2 separate regions of the Homo sapiens genome follow, and region 1 is linked to region 2. Evidence: read pairs that join two places in POLR2A ChIA-PET (ENCODE). Cell type or tissue: MCF 10A. All regions are shown on one strand. Links, peaks and the distances in the headings refer to the core of each region. The heading gives the core; the rest is flanking DNA. Region 1 overlaps CREG1 (cellular repressor of E1A stimulated genes 1). Region 2 overlaps RCSD1 (RCSD domain containing 1).

Region 1 (4,391 bases), core at 103-4,102, 120 kb before region 2:
AGTGATTATTCGGGAATGGCTAGGGCCCAGCTAGGAAGGACACATCCTCTTGGTGGTAAGATTGCTGGCTGCAATGAAAACTAACACGGCAGAAAGAGGAGCCAGGAAATGAAAGCCAAGTTCTGAATAATATAAGATCAATGAACTCTTTTTGTTTAAACAACTTTGACTTAGGTTTCTTGTCACTAGCAACAGAGTCCCAATGCAGACCATTATTTGGTGGCCTGCTTATATTGATCTGATGAAATATTCTGCAGCCATTCTCAGCCATCCTCGTGAATGGCTTCTAGGAACACGGTTGTTTATGATAAAGTGAAAGAAGCATGATACACATTCATTAAACAGCAAGATCTTGACTATGTTTAAACATCACTCCCAAGAAAACACACCCAAAATATTAGCAACCATGCTGGTTGGTGAGGTTATAAATGTCAAACTTTTTATTCTCCACATTTCCTATACAAATGTCTTACAATAAATCTTAAAGAAAAAACTGAAAAATTTACATTTTACTGATTTGTACCCCCCTTAATTCCAAAAGGAATTATAATTAAATTATAATTATCTTCTCTAATAATATTTATAGAACACTTGGTTTTGAAGTGACAGTTTGGAATTCCCCTAGGAAACACTGACCAACCAGCATTACACAAATTAGAGCATTATTTCCTCAGTACTAAAACTGAAAAACATGCTCCCTTAAAAGAAAGTAGTCTCCTTTTCAATTACTTTGTGATCTTCAGTCTAAATACTACTAAGAAGGGAACATCACACTAGCAACCTCCTCAGAATATCTGATGCATTTATTTCATTGAACTTCGTCACATTTCATAAAGATTTTTCTCCACTCCCCCACATACCTGTCAAGGACTTTGAACCTGGACTAGAACACAGAATAAACTATGATTATTGGCCATGGTTGGTAAAGACAAATGGCCTTGACCAGCTGAGTGCAGAAGGATGGTCAAGATAGCATCTGCCAAACGCAGCTGTCTGGACTCTGTAGCTTCAGGATCCTGAGCTACTCCCTCTTTCCACTTTTTTTTTTTTTTTTTTTTTTTTTTTTGAGACGGAGTCTCGCTCCATCGCCCAGGCTGGAGTGCAGTGGCGCGGTCTCAGCTCACTGCAAGCTCCGCCTCCCGGGTTCACGCCATTCTCCTGCCTCAGCCTTCCGAGTAGCTGGGACTATAGGCGCCTGCCACCACGCCCGGCTAATTTTTTGTATTTTTAGTAGAGATGGGGTTTCACCGTGTTAGCCAGGATGGTCTCGATCTCCTAATCTCGTGATCCACCTGCCTCAGCCTCCCAAGGTGCTGGGATTACAGGTGTGAGCCACCGCGCCCGGCCCCTCTTTACACTTTTATCTTTCTCTATCAGGGCCTGTCCTGCTCTCTGCACCAAGGCTGACTCCCCCTCCCCACCCCAGTCTAAGATACTCATCTCCTAGCTGTTTGAGCCCAGGGATCTGTTCTCCTTCTGCAGCAGGTGGGGTGCAAGGAGACCAGAAGCCTGATGTAGAAGCACATGGTGTGGAGGGAATGATAAACCCAGGAAAACCTAGCAGCAGCAGCAGCAGCAGCAGCAGCAGCAGCAGCAAATCAGGCCTCTGCTTCTCCTCTTGCCCCTGCTGAGCTGCATTTACTCCAGCTCCTAACCCAGAGCATTATTCCTAGGGGCTTGATTTGGCTGTGTAAGAAACCCAAACTTGCACAAAGAGTAGTCCAGTGCCCCCTAGTGGCTAACTGGAATATTAACAGTGACATATTCTGGCACATTCAATTATAAAAGAATCTGCCTGCTGTGAAACACTGGTTGACTTTACTCTGTATGATAACTAGATCTTACCTGAATGTCGATATGTATTTATGTGGTTCCAAATGCTGGAGAAAAAACTCACTAAGTGGGTAAAGGGAGAAAACCAAATAGCTGCCCTCAACCTAATTCTATCACAAGGTACACTGGCAACCAAATCCCTGAGGCAGAACCTGTGACAAAGGCTAGATCTGGCCATGCCCAGAATTTTAGGACACAATGAGCTTTTTGCCAATTAGAAAGAGTGGTATTATTCACTTCAAGTTTTGAAACAGCCAGTGACTGATTTAGGAACATGCTATTTCGACAGTAGACAATAAAACAAAGTGTAATAAATATTAATGTCTATGTTTAAGAAAACGAATCCAACACATTTCATTAAAATAATTCTTTTAATTATTGATGCTTTGAATAAGAAGTCCATTTTACTAAATTTAGTATAAATTATTTTTCTTAAACAGAACCTGTTTGCTGGATCTCAGTTAAGTTCACTTTGCAGTTTTCAGACACAATGACTCATATTCAACTTTTCTCTTTAAGGATTCAGTGGCTTGATTCCTGACATTTCCTCTTTAAGAGGAATCTTATGTCATCTTCTGAAATCATGTATATGGGTAATAATATTAGTGTCTTCTCTTCTGAAGATGTGATTCTTTTAATGCCATGTTCTCTTCCCTCTGGTGACCTGACTTAGATTGTAGCAGCACTAGAAGCTATTAAGAGATTTGGGGCAGTTGAGGAAGCCTTAGGTAATTGTTAAGAGTAGAAGTATTTTTAAAAAGCTGTGGAGAGTGGTTTGGGAGGGGATTTTGTCCCTGGCTGAAGCTGGTCCATGCCTGGGTAAACTTTACTTATAAAAGAATACCAGGAACACACAAAATATTCTTCTCCTCTTTCTTTTGCAATCCAGTTTTGGAGCCAAAAAATAATCTGTGTGCACATGTGTTTTGATAATACTGTTTCGACTTAGGTGGGGAAATTAAATTCAGGAGTTTTATGACTTTCTTTTGTTCTGAGTATCACTTTAGAGTATAAAAAGTTTTTCAAAAGTTCTTTATCAGAAATAGTTTCACCCTATGTTGAATTAACAATACCCAGGATTGTGAGACATAAATCAACGTGAGTAGGAAGCTCCATCTGAGTTTCATCATTGTTTGTCTATCTTGGCAAGATTTATTCAGAAGCACCATAATGGGGGCCAATCCTTTTGCACCAGGCTCAGGCAGCTCAGGAGGCAGCTGTGGTGAGTGATGCACTCTACCAAGCACAGTGGCTTCTAGGAATAAAGAACACATACTCAACTACCTTCAAATGCCAATGGGCAATTTAAAACTGGTACTCATTCCTCTTCAAGAGCACCACTGGAAACATCTTTGGAATTGATGGGACAAAACTTATTTGATTATAGTGAAGGATATTTCTCTACGAAAATGGCTTCAAAATAGGAAAAAAGTAGCTACCACATCTTCCAGGAAATCCAATAACAGGTCAACTCTATTGGTAAACAAGCAAGTAAACAAGCAAGCAAACAAACCAGCATGTGACAGAAAACTGGCTAATATTCTGGGACGCTTTCCAGAGAAACATTAAGCCTTTTAAGTGTGTATGAGCCACTTTAAGAAACTTCATAAGTGTTGCTAAATTCACCACAGTCTGCTTCACCTAGAAAGGGGAACAGAGAAGAATTATTTTGTTAAACTGGGTTAACAAATCTTAAAAATTAATTCATTCTAGGGAAGGACTAGATAAAATTTCTGATCTAAATTAAGATTTTCAGTTCATTTCAACCACTAGAATATACTAAATAACCACTTGGGTTTGTTAAAATGCAGACTCCTGAGTTTCGGTTTCAATAGGTTGAGGGTGGGGCCTAGGAATCCTCATTTTAGCAATAACCCTCCTCTCCAAGTATGATTCTGACACACTGATAAACGCTACTAGGATGTAGCAAGAAGCAGGCCACTGCCGTGGCTGCTGTTGTTATCTCATTTAAGAGTATCTGAAGGCTTAAAAGACAAAAATAGTTGAGAACAGAAGGGGTCCTGAACATCAGGGCAGAAGAGCAGTGATTAGCCATTGCCCAGTGATAGTGACCACAGCTGGGAGGTGAACTTTCCCCCTTTCTGCTGCCACCAACCAGGGAATCCATCTCTAGGTATCAAGACTGGGCAAGTCTGTAATCCATGACCTTTTGTTACCTGTGTGTTTGCTAGGAAATATCCGGATGTGCGCCAGAGGAGATAAAATGAGGCTTAGCACAAACATGCTGCTGCCCAGACTTAACAGTGGTCAAAAGCAATGCTTATGCTTATAAGAACTGCTTGTTGGGCGGGCGCGGTGGCTCACACCTATAATCCCAGCATTTTGGGAGGCCGAGGCGGGCAGATCACGAGGTCAGGAGATTGAGACCATCCTGGCTGACATGATGAAACCCTGCCTCTACTAAAAATACAAAAAATTAGCCAGGCGTGGTGGCAGGTGCCTGTGGTCCCAGCTGCTCAGGAGGCTGAGGCAGGAGAATGGCATGAACCCAGGAGGCAGAGCTTACAGTGAGCTGAGATCGCACCACCACACTCCAG
Region 2 (4,391 bases), core at 310-4,309:
ATTGTTGGTTGATTGTTTTTTATTTTTCAGGAACTTCCTTTGGCCTCCACCAAAATGAGGTTTAGCTAAGAATTCTGTAGGGACACTGAATCTTCTTAAATCTCATTGCTTTCAACTAGGGGCCTAAAGAAGTCCCTGCTTGATCTTGACTATCAAGCATGTTCTATCCCCAACATGGGCCTGCCCCTAACCACATTAAGTAAAATCAGTTGAAAATAGGAATAATACATATTGGGATTTCCTTATTTTTAAATAAACATTGGTTTATAAGGCACTTACCATACACATTGTGACTTATCTTCATTATAATCCTATGTAGTAGATATCATCCCCATTTTACAGAGGAAGAAAATGAAGTCGAGAAAAGATAGGTAGCTTGTCCAGGGTCCCTGCCGTGAAGTGCAGGTCTGGGACTAGACCCTGCACTTCTAACTCCACATCCTCCCCTGGTGGAGTCCCTGGTTGAGGGCCTAGTTCTGGATCTTCCATGCCAGCCTGTGCTTGGACGTTAGGCTGATCGCAGACAGACAAGCATGGGCCAGTCTGGCCTCACTGCCAGCACTGTGCTGACCCTGGGGTGGAAATGAACACCATTTCTGCTCTCTGCTTTCTGTAGGGATCTAGAAGGTCCTTTTGCAATCCTGGATCCTCTCTGGGTGTAGTGGCTGGAAGCCACTAAGAGTGGAGCCACCTCTCCTGCAAAAGCCACAGCAGCCACCATCCTGGGCTCCTGGAGGCCACTAGGAAGTGGATGTGGATGTGCTGAGGTGGTGGGATAAAGTACTGCCTGGGCTGTCCACAGTTCCGCTGTCGATTAATATATATAAAATCTTGTGAGTCATCTGCCCAAATAACTACACAAGGAGCAGATTGGCCAGTATCCAAAAAGAGATTCCTCATGCCTTTGGTGGAGGATAGTACAGATGCTGATGGGAGTGTAGCAAGAGAAGATTGGCTTATTTGTATCTTAGATCTTGCATTCATTGCTTCTTGGGCTGAGGGGCCATTATATTTCTGTGCTCACTATAAGGAGGACCCTTCTTGGGTTTCCCATGAGGAATATAATGCACAGATTGATCTGTGCAGCAACCTTGTATGTTAACCTCTGCTTAGAGTCTGGGAGCCCCCTGAGGGAGTGAGGAGTGCCCCAGTCACTCACCCTAGGGGATTAGTGAAAAGCCCTGTCTGTATCTATTCCAAAAGCTTCCCTAGATGACCCATTCTATTCTTAGAGCCCCTGCTTCCTGCCTTGACCCTTCCTGCTTCAGAACCATGAGGCTTTCAAGCTGGCCAAGGGGCTGGGCCTGTGCCCTTGCTGTAGCAGATGGCAAAAAAGTAACAGGAAAGAAAACAAAATCTTCATTCCATCTTTTATGACTTTTCTGATGAAACCAAAGTGAAGGTTATTTTTTCCCTAGCTGGGTAGCAGCAATCCCCTGGGGTGCTGGGGGATTGGGGTGTGCAGGCAGCACACTCGTGTGTGTATGTGGTATATGCAGGCTGTCTTGATCTTGCTGTCTCTCTCTTTCTCTCTTTCTCTTTCTGCCTCCTCATTTCTTTTTTTCTTCTCCCCGTTCACAATTATACTTCTTCTGGCCTTGTGTCCCTTGATCATCTTGGTCACTGTTCTTCATTACCAGTTTTTCATCCACTTTCCTCTATAATTGCTTGTGGACACCTCCTAGGCTATTTGAGCCATGCCATCTGCTTTCCAGAAACTCTCCTTTTCGAAAGAACGGCTGGCCTCAGCTTGCTAATTTGGAATAAAAGGACCGTATCATATTGGGCATTTTATTCCTGATTTAAGAAAGGCAGGGAGTTCCACTCCTAAAATCTTCTTAGGAAGGAAGAGGAGGAGGAGGGATGGGATTCTTTACTTGGAAGAGCTGAGTGTGAAGATGTTGGGGCTGTAGCAAGCGCTGGGTTTGCTTGGCATCCCTGAGTTCCCTGGCCGAGTTTCTTGCGATTCTGCCTGAACTTATTTAGGTTATCCATTATCCACCTCTATTTTCATCTACATAAGAAAGATAACCCAAGTTTTCCCAATTTTCTTCTTACGTTATGTTAAAAATGAAGAGCAAGCCAGCAGCGTGGGTCTTAGGAAGCGTCCTTTGCAAGCCCCTCATCTCACAGATGAAGCAGAAGGTCATCAGGGCCAGTGAGTTCACGCCGCTCCTCTGACTGCTGGGTCAGTGGCCTCGCCTGCCTCCCAGCTGCTCAGCTCTTGAAATGACTCATCTGGATCTTCCCTTCTAACTTTGCAGGACAGGGCTTGTCTGCTCAGAGACTTAACCCCGTAGTCCCACTCCCTAGACCATTGTGTTCCCTGGAGAACTACTCAGGCCATTCACCCACAGAAGCCTTTGAGAGCCCCTGCCCTCACTTGAGAAATTATCCCCATCAGGCCTAGACCTGCAGGGGCAGGCACAGCCCTCAAACTGTGGCCACACCCCTGAGGCCAGCTGCACTAGCCAGCTGCACTGGACTTGCCCTTTATGGCCCCTTCATACCATACGCCTGGGTAACGGCAAGACCCTCCCCAACCTGCAGAAGCCACAAGCAGTCTTCCCTCTGAAGGCTGATCCTGACCCATTACCCTACCCCACAGCCTGGAGACATCCAAATGACCCCAGCACACAAATGGCCCTTCTCTGAGAGAGTGTCCTCATGGCTGGAGGCCAGAATCACACTCCAGCTTGCTCTTGTGGTTCCAAAGACTCCCATTTGTAAATTCCTCCGACATGAAGATGCAATGCCAGCCCATCTGCTCTGCCAACCTATTCTGCAAGATGGGAATGAAAATGACTTGGCAACAGCAGATCCCTGCCACCCCCTTAGAATTCTTCAGGGCCAAACTGGCAACAGCCTGGTATCTCTACGAAGAGTGCAAGGGAGCCCACATTTTGACTAACACCTACTGTGTGCCAGTTGGTATCTTAGGTGACAACAACAATAGCTAAAATGAGGGGAGAGCTTATTATGTGCCAGGCACTGTGCTGGGGCTTTATATGCAATATCTCATTTGGGCTTTATCACAATTCTAAAAAATAAGTGCTATTATAAATGTTTATTTTACAAGTGGGGAAACTAAGGCTCAATAAGGTCAAGTGTCTTGCCTAAGATCACACATCTAGTAAAAGGCAAGGTCTGGATGTGAACCCAAACTGTCTAATCAAACACCATCTCCTAGTATCCCCATGACCTTGTAGGGGGTGTTATTATCCTCATTTTACAGATGAGAGTCTGAACAGTTAAGTCAATTGCCTAGGATCCCACAACCCGTCAATTACAGAGTGGGATCCAAACCTGGTCTTGCCAAGCTCCAAATTCTGTGCTGTCTCCACTATCTTGCTGCATGAGTCCTGGCAGCTGCCCTGGGCTGGACAGGAGTGGCTGGATGTGGCCTACTCCCAGCAGCTACCAGAGGCTGCCAGCCTCCTGCAGCCACAGCGCATTCCTGCTCACGCCCTGAGGCACACAGAGCTGGCATCCTGAGACCAAGCCAGGTTCCTAGCCCTAGGGCAAATGAAAGACCTCCTGCAGCCTGAGTGCACCTCAACTTTTGTATTTGAACTATCATGAGCACTTTAAAATGTTTTAATCACCTTTTTGAGGTAAAATATATCTACAATAAAATTCACCCCTTTTAAGTGTATACATTGATGAGTGTTGACAAATGTATACAGTCATATAGCCACCACCACGAGATGTAGACCATGATCAAGGTATAGAGCATTTCTGGCTGGCTGTTATGGCTCACGCCTGTAATCCTTGTGCTTTGGGAGGCTGAGGCTGGCAGATCACTTGAGGTCAGGAGTTTGAGACCAGCCTGGCCAACATGGCAAAACCCTGTCTCTACTACAAATACAAAAATTGGCCCAGTGCAGTGGCTCGCGCCTAGAATCCCAGCACTTTGGGAGGCCAAGGCGGGTGGATCAACTGAGGTCAAGAGTTCAAGACCAGCCGGACCAACCTGGAGAAACCTTGTCTCTACTAAAAATACAAATTAGCCAGGCGTGGTGGCGCATGCCTGTAATCCGAGCTACTCAGAAGACTGAGGCACGAGAATCTCTTGAACTCAGGAGGTGAAGGTTGCAGTGAGCCGAGATCGTGCCACTGCACTCCAGCGTGGGTGATGAAGTGAGACTCTGTGTCACCAAAAAAAAAAAAAAAAAGAAGAAGAAGATATAGAGCATTTCTATCACCCCAAAAGACCCTTCACACTCTTTACAGTCAATTCCCTGCCCCCACCACTGGTCCCACGCAATCAGTGATCTTCTTTCTGTTATTATAGTTTTGCCTTTTAAAGAATGTTATGTAAATAGAACCATACGGGAAGTCATTTCTGTCTGACCTCTTTCACTTAACACAATGCTTTTCAGATTCATGCA

Evidence for each region. Peaks named below come from ENCODE experiments on the same cell type or tissue, not always from the same donor. Only the 100,000 strongest peaks of a DNase experiment are listed, where the experiment ranks them.
Region 1: POLR2A ChIA-PET joins it to region 2 with 5 read pairs; 3 of 35 experiments call an interaction of 5 or more read pairs at or near these places.

The regions. Positions count from the first base shown.
Region 1 is chr1:167,538,828-167,543,218 of GRCh38, forward strand. CREG1 (cellular repressor of E1A stimulated genes 1) reads right to left here. Exons shown (of 4, transcript NM_003851.3): 4 at 2,186-3,474. The coding sequence ends at 3,471. Among named protein-coding and RNA genes, the nearest start is that of CREG1, 13 kb to the right of the region's middle. RefSeq lists an enhancer at 1,175-1,675. In MCF 10A, for the core only: a CTCF peak has its summit at 1,700 (motif pointing left); DNase peaks (open chromatin) are centred at 1,734, 3,004 and 4,044.
Region 2 is chr1:167,660,883-167,665,273 of GRCh38, forward strand. All of the region lies in intron 1 of RCSD1 (RCSD domain containing 1), which reads left to right. Among named protein-coding and RNA genes, the nearest start is that of RCSD1, 33 kb to the left of the region's middle. RefSeq lists an enhancer at 2,158-2,257. In MCF 10A, for the core only: no CTCF peak of the experiment used is centred there; DNase peaks (open chromatin) are centred at 879, 2,319, 2,729 and 3,429.